2 separate regions of the Homo sapiens genome follow, and region 1 is linked to region 2. A link is a loop called in an ENCODE intact Hi-C map of the cell type or tissue named here. Cell type or tissue: PC-9. All regions are shown on one strand. Links, peaks and the distances in the headings refer to the core of each region. The heading gives the core; the rest is flanking DNA. Region 1 overlaps LOC102725082 (a long non-coding RNA gene). Region 2 has its middle 63 kb from the start of MIR4776-1.

Region 1 (5,388 bases), core at 124-5,123, 78 kb after region 2:
CTATTTTAAGAATGTTCTCTAAAACTTCAAGGGAAGTCGAAGTTTGATTTTCACTCCCTACCACCTCAAAAATAAAACCAAAAATAAGGCAGGGCCATGTGGCAGGTAAGGTGCCAAGGTGTGCAGGGGAGGGGACAGCCCAATAGTCACTGGCTCATAAACAGTGGTGAGTGAAGCTGATGGGGTACCAGCAGAGCAATCTCTTCAGAAGCAGGCAGTTGAGGCTCGATCCTACAAATGGGCCCTAAGCCAAAGACTATGGGTTTTCACAAATTTGTCTCTTACCTTAGAAACCATGAGACCAAGTGAGACCAAAAACAAACATCAAAAAAACAAAAACAAAAAGCCCCCACAATTCTCTGAGGCTTATTTTGGAGAGAAGCTCTAGCCAGCTGCCGCAAACTTCTCTTTGTTACTGTTTACATATGGCGGACGGATGTAGATGCACTGGGCTGAATGTGGAAGGCATAGTGAAAGGTGGCAACCCCGTGGAAAAAAGCATCTCTGATGTTCATGTACTTACCAAAATTAAGGTAATGAGATGTTAGATGGCCATTTCTGAAGCCTGCTACCTTGACGGGATGTGGGGAAAGTATCTGGATTGGGGGACAAAGCATCACAAACTCTGAGTCACCAGTTTCCCTTTATTTAGCAATTAGAGGGTTATTTAGGGAACTCTGGATGTGAGCCTCAGGACTGTGCATTGAGCCACGTGCAATAGCAGTAAGTCCTGACCCATATCCACTTGGCCTGGAATTGGTGAGTAAGACCCTTAGAAAAGCAGTACTCGCTGATAGTTTTCCAAAGAGTACCAAAAGCTAGAAACTCCTGTCTGGATGAATAAGGCAAGGCTGTACTGATGCCCTTGTGTGGAAAGGCTTGTTCGTTTTTGTTTTTTTGATGTTTGTTTTTGGTCTCATTTGGTCTCATGGTTTCTAAGGTGAGAGACAAGTTTGTGAAAACCCATAGTCTTTGGCTTAGGGCTCATTTGTAGGATCGAGCCTCATCTGCCTGCTTCTGAAGAGATTGCTCTGCTGGTACCCCAGCAGCTTCACTCACCACCGTTTATGAGCCAGTGACTATTGGGCTGTCCCCTCCCCTGCACACCCTGGCACCTTACCTGGCACATGGCCCTGCCTTATTTTTGGTTTTATTTTTGAAGTGGTAGGGAGGGAAAATCATTACATTAATTTCTCTGTCTCCACTCAGCTGCTCCCAACAGACCATTCTTACCTTTGCAGCAGTGACCAGCGTTCTCCATCTCTTACTTTCATGTCTACCTAGCTGGTGAGGCTTTTAAAAATTGTGCATGAGAGGAACATGCATCATTCCAGTGACGTCTCTCTTCCCTCCCCCCGCCCCCGATATTAAAGCTGCTCAATTTAGACCCTGAATTAGTAGTTTGTAAACTATATTGATTCACAGACCCCTTTTAAATTCTAATAAAAGATGTGCATACATCCTCCTCCCCTAGACAGGAGATTGTGTGTATGCAAATACTTATACACCAAGTGCAACATATATTTGCATAAGTTCACGAATTCCCCCAAAGTTCATTTACAGAGGACCATGTAAAAAAAAAAAAGCCCTCACCTTAAAGGATTATTTCACCCTGTTTTGGGGTTGCCAAGAGCTTTAAAAAGAGAGAAGGAGTGCAGTGATGCATGTGCTTTTTTAAAAAAGACAGCTTGGTTCTTTCTATGAGTTGTTGAACAGTTGAAAAGCAAATAAACGTCAGTGGATCTGAATCCCAACATTGTTTAATGACAACCCTGCCATATTTGCCAACTTGCTGCTTAACAACAATCCTGTTGACACTGTGTAAAAAGCTTTCCAGGTCCTCCCAGGTAAATAACCCACTCCTACCGGTCACCTGGCCGCCCAGCTGAGCTCTTTCATGAATACACACAGAATTCATGAAGATGAGTCATTCTTCTGCCAAATGTACCTTGATGTATTATAGCTTTTACTTCTTCATGCTATCATTTCATACACTAATCTCACAAAGACGATTGTAAGAAGAAAGTCAATTTAAGTAGAAATCTATGACTGAAATGATATAAAGAATAAAATGTCCCTATTTGTGAAAATTGTAAACGCCTAACTTTTCTGAATCATTTGGGTTTGCATTTCTCTAGTATGTGTAGCATATTTGATAAATGAAAAAAGATTTTTTTTTTTGGTAGGAGGAGGGATTTATTTCATTTGCTCCTGAAGTTAAATCTCATGAAATCATGTGAAATTCAGTGATGTGTTACTGGGAACAAAAAGGGTAAGTTGTTTTATTTCATTAAAAATTATAACAAAATCATAGATTCATCATAAGCAAATGGGAGAAGTGGTAGGTTTCCTTAGGAAGAAAAAGAATGGAGCAGAACTTTTGATGAAGAAAAAGAATTGTGGGGTAGAAGGTAGATAAACAGCATTGTGCTGTTGCTGGCTGGCTCTAATGGTAATTTGATCGCTCTCAGAGCAGCAGCCTGGCAAGAAGCCTAAAGGAGCACAGAACTAACCCATGGAAGAAGGGGGTGGGGAATGGAATTTGTTGGATTCGCTAATTAGGCCCTTTCCTAACAGCCAAGAAGGAAATGGATTACCTGTGGCTGTGACTAAGAGACTTATGGCCAACAAGCCAAGTTACCTGCATGAGGTTCTGCCAAGAAGTATTAGACTAACTCCAGCTTTCACAGTGGTTTTACTCAAGTTTGGAAAACAGGCAGGAATATCTGGAAAAAGTCAGGTGACAGTTTTAACTTTGAACAGCAAATGAAGTTAACAAAAAGATTTCCCAAAGTCAAAAGTGATTTAAACTGCTAGAATAAATCTTAAATGCCAGAATTCAGATTGGAGGCAGAAAGATCAGCAAAGACAGGGCTCTGCTATGTGAGAGGAGCCTGAATTGAAATTGCAGTATAATGAAATTTTAGAGGACAGAGGCATATTAGATATTTCATTTTCCCCTCACTCTTGCATCTTGCATATGAGGAAACTCGGGTTCACAGAGCTTCTATGTCACTATATGACTTACCTAGGATCCTATACTTGATGTCAAACCTAATAGGTTATGGAGTCCCTGAGGACTAGTTCGGGGACACTGAAAATAGAGAAATGGATGCAAGAGGTACTGCAATGAAAAACCAATGCTGATTAAGAACAACTGAAGAAGCTGCAACTTAGTGGAAAAGACACCAAATTGTAAGCAGGTATTGGCATGATTGACAACTAATTTTAGTGCTTTATTCCCCATGGAAGGCTCTTTTTAGCTTTTTCTTGGGTTAGGAACTTTTTTTAAAAAGTACATTCTAATCACCCTTTCTATAGCCATGTCTGCAGAAAACCAAAAACAATAGACACAGTGAAGTGGTTTTTACCACTACAAATTGTCAAGAAAATGACATAATCTATACTGTTCTTCTTATTGAAACAGAAAGTCCTTAGAAATGTTATTATATTATTTGTACATCTCTAGAATGATTTAAGATAGGGACTTCTAATTACTTCTAGTTATAAATTGAGAACGAATTTTAAGTGGAATCTAATCATTATTAGATTCTAATATTCTCATAAACTTTATCTAAGGAGCTGAAGGTCTAGAAACCTGCAGTAAAAAGAAAGGGGCACCTTGGCTGTATTGTTAATATATATAAATCTTAACTCTTATAGAACACTTTCCAAAGTTTTTTAATATCACACAAAAGTAGGGGAAAGACTTCTGGGAAGTTTTCTGCTGTTTAATAAGGAACTTTGTGTATTGGAATGTCATTAATATTATTGAATCAAGAAAAATGGATCTGTGGTCTGTATATTTAAAGTTCATTTAAATTGTTAAATGATTATCTCAGATGTCACTATCTTGGAAATTGTAGAAATAAGACACCTTCAATATAACTATTATTTTGGTGTTTTGTGCTCATAGATACAGAAAGAGTGATTTAAGAAGCACTATAAAAATATATGGATATTTCCAGGCCAGGCCTGGTGGCTCATGCCTATAATTCCATCACTTTGGGAGGCTGAGGCAGGCAGATCATGAGGTCAGGAGTTCGAGACCAGCCTGGCCAACATGGTGAAACCCTGTCTCTACTAAAAATACAAAAATTAGCCAGGCATGGTGGTGGGTACCTGTAATCCCAGCTACTCAGGAGGCTGAGGCAGGAGGATCGCTTGAACCTGGGAGGCAAAGGTTGCAGTGAGCTGAGATCATGCCACTGCATTCCAGCCTGGGCGACAAGAGCAAGACTGTCTCAAAAAAAAAAAAAAAAAGATATTGCCAAGGAAAAGCTAAAAAGAAGCATAAAATTAGCTCTAAATCATGCTAATAGGTGATCTCAATTTGGCATCTTTTTTGCTAATTAGTAATTTATTCAATTGTTGTTTATCTACAATTAGTTTTTCATAGTCTTGGATTAAAACACAATGTCCACTGACATAACGTAAAGCCATGGTAAAATTTACCAGAGCCCCTGATTTAAGCACTCTATTAAACGAATCCAAAGATATTAAATGAAAGAAGTGGACTTTATCCTTTTTATTTTCATAATTTTCATTTTATGAGATAAATTATTTTAATTTTACATGACCATTTAGGTATTTCAATAATGAGAATAAACCATTTGAAAATAAGTCAGTGGTAGTAGTATATAAAAGCATTTGACATAAAGGAGAAAATGTCTAACATATTTTGAACATCTCTTCAAAAGGATATGATAAATATTAAGTATTATAACAACATAATTTGTTTTGCTGTTAATCACCAAAGCCCATAGGATAAAACCTCATCTAAAGGCTGTCTTCAAAAGAGACAGAAAGTACAGAAATATCAGTGGATATTTATGAACTATAAACTCAAAACTGTAAAAGTGTATTTCAGAAAAGAAGCACAGCATAGTACATCACTTATATTTTAGATATTCATAATTTGAATATTCCATAGCCATAGCATTTGAAATAGAAAGCATCGAAGAAGTGGTTGACAGTGGCTATTTAAGAACTAGGTCTTATTTCTTAAGCATGAAATGGCAACAGCAATGACGGAGCAAGTGTTGAATTCATTCTGCCAGGATTTGGGAATAAACTGATGAAGTTCCAAGCAGAGTGACTCTGCATATCACTCCCATCTCCAGGAAGCTGCCACAGCAAGGGCTCTCAGTTATGTTTCCAGTCGAATTATCAGAAAGTAAATGTGAAATCAGAGCATGAACTTACCCTTCAGAGAACTTCCATATTACTCATGGTATTTGGACAATTCTAACCCCAAATCATGCAAGGGAGGCCTGGAAGCAACCAGAGTTCACCTTCAGTTGCTGGCACTTGAAACGTACTGGAGCCAACCTACAAATGCCAACATATTTTCTTGTATTCTCCGTTTTTTTCTGTTTAAAATTTATG
Region 2 (5,388 bases), core at 291-5,290:
TCATGGATAGAAAGAATCAATATCATGAAAATGGCCATACTGCCCAAGGTAATTTATAGATTCAGTGCCATCCCCATCAAGCTACCAATGACTTTCTTCACAGAATTGGAAAAAACTACTTTAAAGTTCATATGGAACCAAAAAAGAGCCCGCATTGCCAAGACAATCCTAAGCCAAAAGAACAAAGCTGGAGGCATCATGCTACCTGACTTCAAACTATACTACAAGGCTACAGTAACCAAAACAGCATGGTACTGGTACCAAAACAGAGATGTAGACCAATGGAACAGAACAGAGGCCCCAGAAATAATACCACAAATCTACAACCATTTGATCTTTGACAAACCTGACAAAAACAAGAAATGGGGAAAGGATTCCCTATTTAATAAATGGTGCTGGGAAAACTGGCTAGCCATATGTAGAAAACTGAAACTGGATCCCTTCCTTATACCTTATACAAAAATTAATTCAAGATGGATTAAAGACTTAAAGTTAGACCTAAAACCATAAAAAGCCTAGAAGAAAACCTAGGCAATACCATTCAGGATGTAGGCATAGGCAAGGACTTCATGACTAAAACACCAAAAGCATGGCAACAAAAGCCAAAATTGACAAATGGAATCTGATTAAACCAAAGAGCTTCTGCACAGCAAAAGAAACTACCATCAGCATGAACAGGCAACCTACAGAATGGGAGAAAATTTTTACAATCTACCCATCTGACAAAGGGCTAATATCCAGAATCTACAAAGAACTCAAACAAATTTACAAGAAAAAATCAACCCCATCAAAAAGTGGGCAAAGGATATGAACAGACACTTCTCAAAAGAAGACATTTATGCAGCCAAAGACACATGAAAAAATGCTCATCATCACTGGCCATCAGAGAAATGCAAATCAAAACCACAATAAGATACCATCTCACACCAGTTAGAATAGCGATCATTAACAAGTCAGGAAACAACAGGTGCTGGAAAGGATGTGGAGAAATAGGAACACTTTTACACTGTTGGTGGGACTGTAAACTAGTTCAACCAATGTGGAAGACAGTGTGGCGATTCCTCAAGGATCTAGAACTAGAAATACCATTTGACCCAGCCACGTCATTACTGGGTATATACCCAAAGGATTATAAATCATGCTGCTATAAAGACACATGCACACATATGTTTATTGCAGCACTATTCACAACAGCAAAGACTTGGAACCAACCCAAATGTCCATCAATGATAGACTGGATTAGGAAAATGTGGCACATATACACCACGGAATACTATGCAGCCATAAAAAAGGATGAGTTTGTGTCCTATGTAGGGACATGGATGAAGCTGGAAACCATCATTCTCAGCAAACTATCACAAGGACAGAAAACCAAACACCGCATGTTCTCACTCATAGGTGGGAATTGAACAATGAGAACACTTGGACACAGGAAGGGTAACATCACACACCGGGGCCTGTCGTGGGGTGGGGAGAGTAGGGAGGGATAGCATTAGGAGATATAGCTAATGTAAATGATGAGTTAATGGGTGCAGCACACCAACATGGCACATGTATACATATATAACAAACCTACACATTTTACACATGTACCCTAGAACTTAAAGTATAGTAAAAGTAAATAATAAATAAAGTTTTTATTCTAATTTATTCATTTGACGTTTTCCAAATTATAAAACCAATATCTAACTGTGGTAACAAGATAAACAATATAAAGAGGGTTTATAAAATTATTTTTATCTTTTCTCACTTAATTTCCTCTCCTACACACACATACACACCCTATACACGCACTCACCCATATACACCTGTGCATATACAGCCACATATACACACAGAAGGCTTTGGTTTCCTTTAAATAAAACATCAAAATGGCATCATATTCTCTTACCCTGGGTGTCCTTTTATTCAGTTAACAATATATTATGGCCACCCAAAAATATGTAGGAATTAACTAAACTCTGTTTTTTCTAATAAATAATATGTGAACACAAAATAACATATCCTCATATGCACACATATAATATTATATATAAATAGAACTATATTGTATTATTTTAAAAGGTAGTCATTTTCTTTATTCTTCACTCCACTGTCCTCTTATCCTTCTGTCAACCTGTACACTGCCGTATCCTCTAATCTGCATCTGCTCTGGCAAAACCAAGATAAGTAGTTAATAATTCAGGTGGATGTTTTATATCATTAATGCTCTAATCATTTAGTTATATATTAAGAGTGATGGAACAGGCCCTGGGGTGCCTGTAAAGAACAATCTTAAATACTGGAGTTGAAAATACAGGGCATTTACTTGTTTGTGGTGTTGTTTAAAAGAAAATTCAAACCTATTATAATGTAATGTGACTTGACACCTTGTTTTTGTCTCTGATCATGGAAAACTCTGAGTAAACTGTAACCGTTCTAATTCATTTCTCTTGGTGGCTGCATGATATTCCAAGGTGTGAAGTTTTGGTTTGAGAACTTTACTATTTTGAATAATGCTGTTTTAAACATTCTTCTACATCTACCCTTTCATATTTATGGGTGAGTTTCCTATGGGTTATATTACTAGATCAAAGGGAATTTTAAATTTTCATAGATTTTCCCAGATTGTTATTTCAAAGAGGTTATAGCAACACTTTCACTATCAATGCATAGAAGAATACTTTTCTGCAAATCTCTATGAAAAATGGCTAATACATTTTTAAATGTTCCAGTTGGCTGTGTATAAAATCATATAATTGTCATTTTAATTTTAATTTCCCTGTTTACTTGGAAGTCTAGGAACCTTTTCATATGTTAACAGGTCACTGGCACTTGCCCTTTTGTAAAAACTCTAGTCATATATTTTGCTCATATTTCCACCTAGTTATTTATATATTTTCCACTTTTATTACTTTTTAAGAATTCTTTTTCTATTATGGCTCAATTTTCCCAAATCTATCACTTGACTTTTACTTTATGTTGAATTCTTGCTCAGAGAGCTCATATAGTGCTCATTAGGGTCATTCACTGGTTCCTTGTTTTATCTATTTGGAGAGGTCATAGTTCCTCCTTGTTTGCTGTTGTTTCTTGTGGGTGTACATTTATGTATTTGCATTGAATGATTAGTTACTGATTCCAGTCTTTTCTGTCTGGCTTGTTTTGTTTTATAATTGGACACATTTTGTTAGAGTCTTTGTAATTTACCTGATGAATTCCTTTTCTTTTTTCCCCACTAGGTTGCTGCCTCTTTTTTGGCACTAGATGGCGCCTGAAAGCCAGCTTTGCCTGTGCTCTAGCAAACAGAACGCTGCCTGACCTGAATCGGGTGGGTCCCAAACAGATAGTATCCTGGCTGTGTGGGAAGACTGGTTCATGCGCAGAGGACCTGTGTAAAGTACTTCCTACAGGGTGATGCTGCTGAACAACCACTCTGCTTTGGCGTCTCCTTTGGCTGAGCTACAGAGCAGAGTTTCCCTGGCTGAGGATGGTAGTCCCATCTCCACATTTTGTCTCTGCCTATCCTAAGGAATATTTTTCCTTTCAGGCACTAGGAAAGCTTTGCTGTGTTGAAGCAGGGACAGATATCCTGCCAGGGAACCCAAGATGATGGGGAAACTGGCCATCTGCCATGACCTCACTTTTTCTAGTGTAGAAACCATGAGTTAGAGGCAGACTTCCCATGTGCTTGGTGCCAAGCTGACTGATGGGAGGGGCATCACAGGTATGGAAGTCCAATTCCCTTATCATTTGCTCAACGTTTTTTCACTTACTTGTGGCCCTGGAAACTGTCTCATCTTTATATTTGAATTCTGGGATAATGCTGGTGATAATCTCAGTGCTGTTTATTTGGTTTTGGTTTTTCTGTTGTGGGTGGGGGTGCGTAGTGAAGCCAGATTGATTCTGTGCTGCCATTTTGAAAACAAAAACTGACTTTAAGCTATTTGCTGTACATTTTAAGTGCTTATATTAGCCAAATCAACTACAAAAAAGTTTACTCAAGTAATTGAATAACAGTTTCCAAAAAAGAATTTTTTAAAAAAATCTTACCAACAAGATATTTGGATGTGAAATTCTAAGATAGTTCCTTGGCTTAGAGGGAACATCATGGATTCATCCCCTTTCCATTCATCCTTTTGCTCTTTCATCTAAGTGTTTTAGCTTTTTATCCTAAGCCTAAATATTGACTGTTAGACATAAGATAGCTTCTAAGATACAAACATGGTGTTTTCACATGGTTGTGTTCAAAGGTAGAAAGCAGAGGTACTGGGGCAGTGAGAAAGCTCTCTCTTTCTCTTATTTTATTTTATTTTATTTTATATTTTATTTTATTTTATTTTATTTTATTTATTTTATTTTATTTATTTTATTTTATTTTATTTTATTTTATTTATTTTATCTTATTTTTGAGTCAGAGTCTCTCTCTGCTATGCAGCCTAGAGTATAGTGGTACAATCTCAGCTCACTGCAACCTCTACCTCCTGGGTTCGAGAAATTCTTGTGCGCCTCAGCCTCCAGAGTAGCTGGGATTACATAGGTGTGTGTGCCCTCACATACGGCTATTTTTTTTTTTTTTTTTTTGAGACGGAGTCACACTCTCTCACCCAGGCTGAAGTGCAGTGGCATGATCTCGGCTCACTGCAACCTCCTCCTCCCAGGTTCCAGTGATTCTCCTGCCTCAGTCTCCTTAGTAGCTGGGACTACAGGCGTGTGCCACCACATCGGGCTATTTTTTTTTTGAATTTTTAGTAGAGACAGGGTTTCACCGTGTTGGCTAGGCTGGTCTCAAACTCCTGGCCTGAAATGATCTGCCCACCTTGGCCTCCCAAAGTGCTGGAATTACAGATGTAAGCCACCACACCCTGCCCAAGAAAGTTCTCCTTACAAAAGAAGGGAATAGCCCTTGGATGAGCCATGTGTTTTCCACAGCCAAATACATACTTTTCTTCATAGCTTCTAGATTTCTTACATTATTTAAAAGGGTTTCTTCTACCTATAGATAGTACATTTAATCTCCCAATTTTTCGTTGTCTTATGTTTTATATTTAGGTCTCTGTTCTATCTAAAATTTATTTCTTATATCATTTGGATAAAAAAATTCAAAGAAATTTAATTTTGTTTTCCTTCAGGAGTAAAGCCAGTTTTGTCTGCACTCTTTATTAAATAAACCGGCTTTCCTCACTGAAGAAAAATACCAGCATTGTCATCTATTTAATGTTTGTGTATTCTGGAGGATTTTGAGTCCTCCCTTCTCCTGGCCTGATTTTATATCATGGGCTAATTCATTATTTATTTTATTTACTTTAAAATATTTTTATTTTCATGTAAGTCAAATGTTTTCCCACCATTCTTCACTCTTTCTTGGCTGTCATCAAATGTATTGTTATATAGGAATCTTAAGCTCATTAT

What was found. Peaks named below come from ENCODE experiments on the same cell type or tissue, not always from the same donor. Only the 100,000 strongest peaks of a DNase experiment are listed, where the experiment ranks them.
Region 1: a loop joins it to region 2, with 16 times the contacts of the local background. A loop is called at or near these places in 1 of 110 quality-filtered maps.

What each region holds. Positions count from the first base shown.
Region 1 is chr2:212,938,474-212,943,861 of GRCh38, forward strand. It overlaps LOC102725082 (a long non-coding RNA gene), which reads right to left. Exons shown (of 4, transcript XR_007088066.1): 3 at 2,642-5,331. It overlaps LOC107985980 (a long non-coding RNA gene), which reads left to right. Exons shown (of 5, transcript XR_007088067.1): 2 at 2,187-2,272. Among named protein-coding and RNA genes, the nearest start is that of MIR4776-2, 15 kb to the left of the region's middle. In PC-9, for the core only: no CTCF peak of the experiment used is centred there; DNase peaks (open chromatin) are centred at 1,828 and 2,558; H3K27ac peaks cover 1,796 bases.
Region 2 is chr2:212,860,088-212,865,475 of GRCh38, forward strand. No RefSeq gene overlaps it. Among named protein-coding and RNA genes, the nearest start is that of MIR4776-1, 63 kb to the right of the region's middle. RefSeq lists an enhancer at 3,098-3,392. In PC-9, for the core only: CTCF peaks have their summits at 3,284 (motif pointing right) and 3,483; a DNase peak (open chromatin) is centred at 3,294.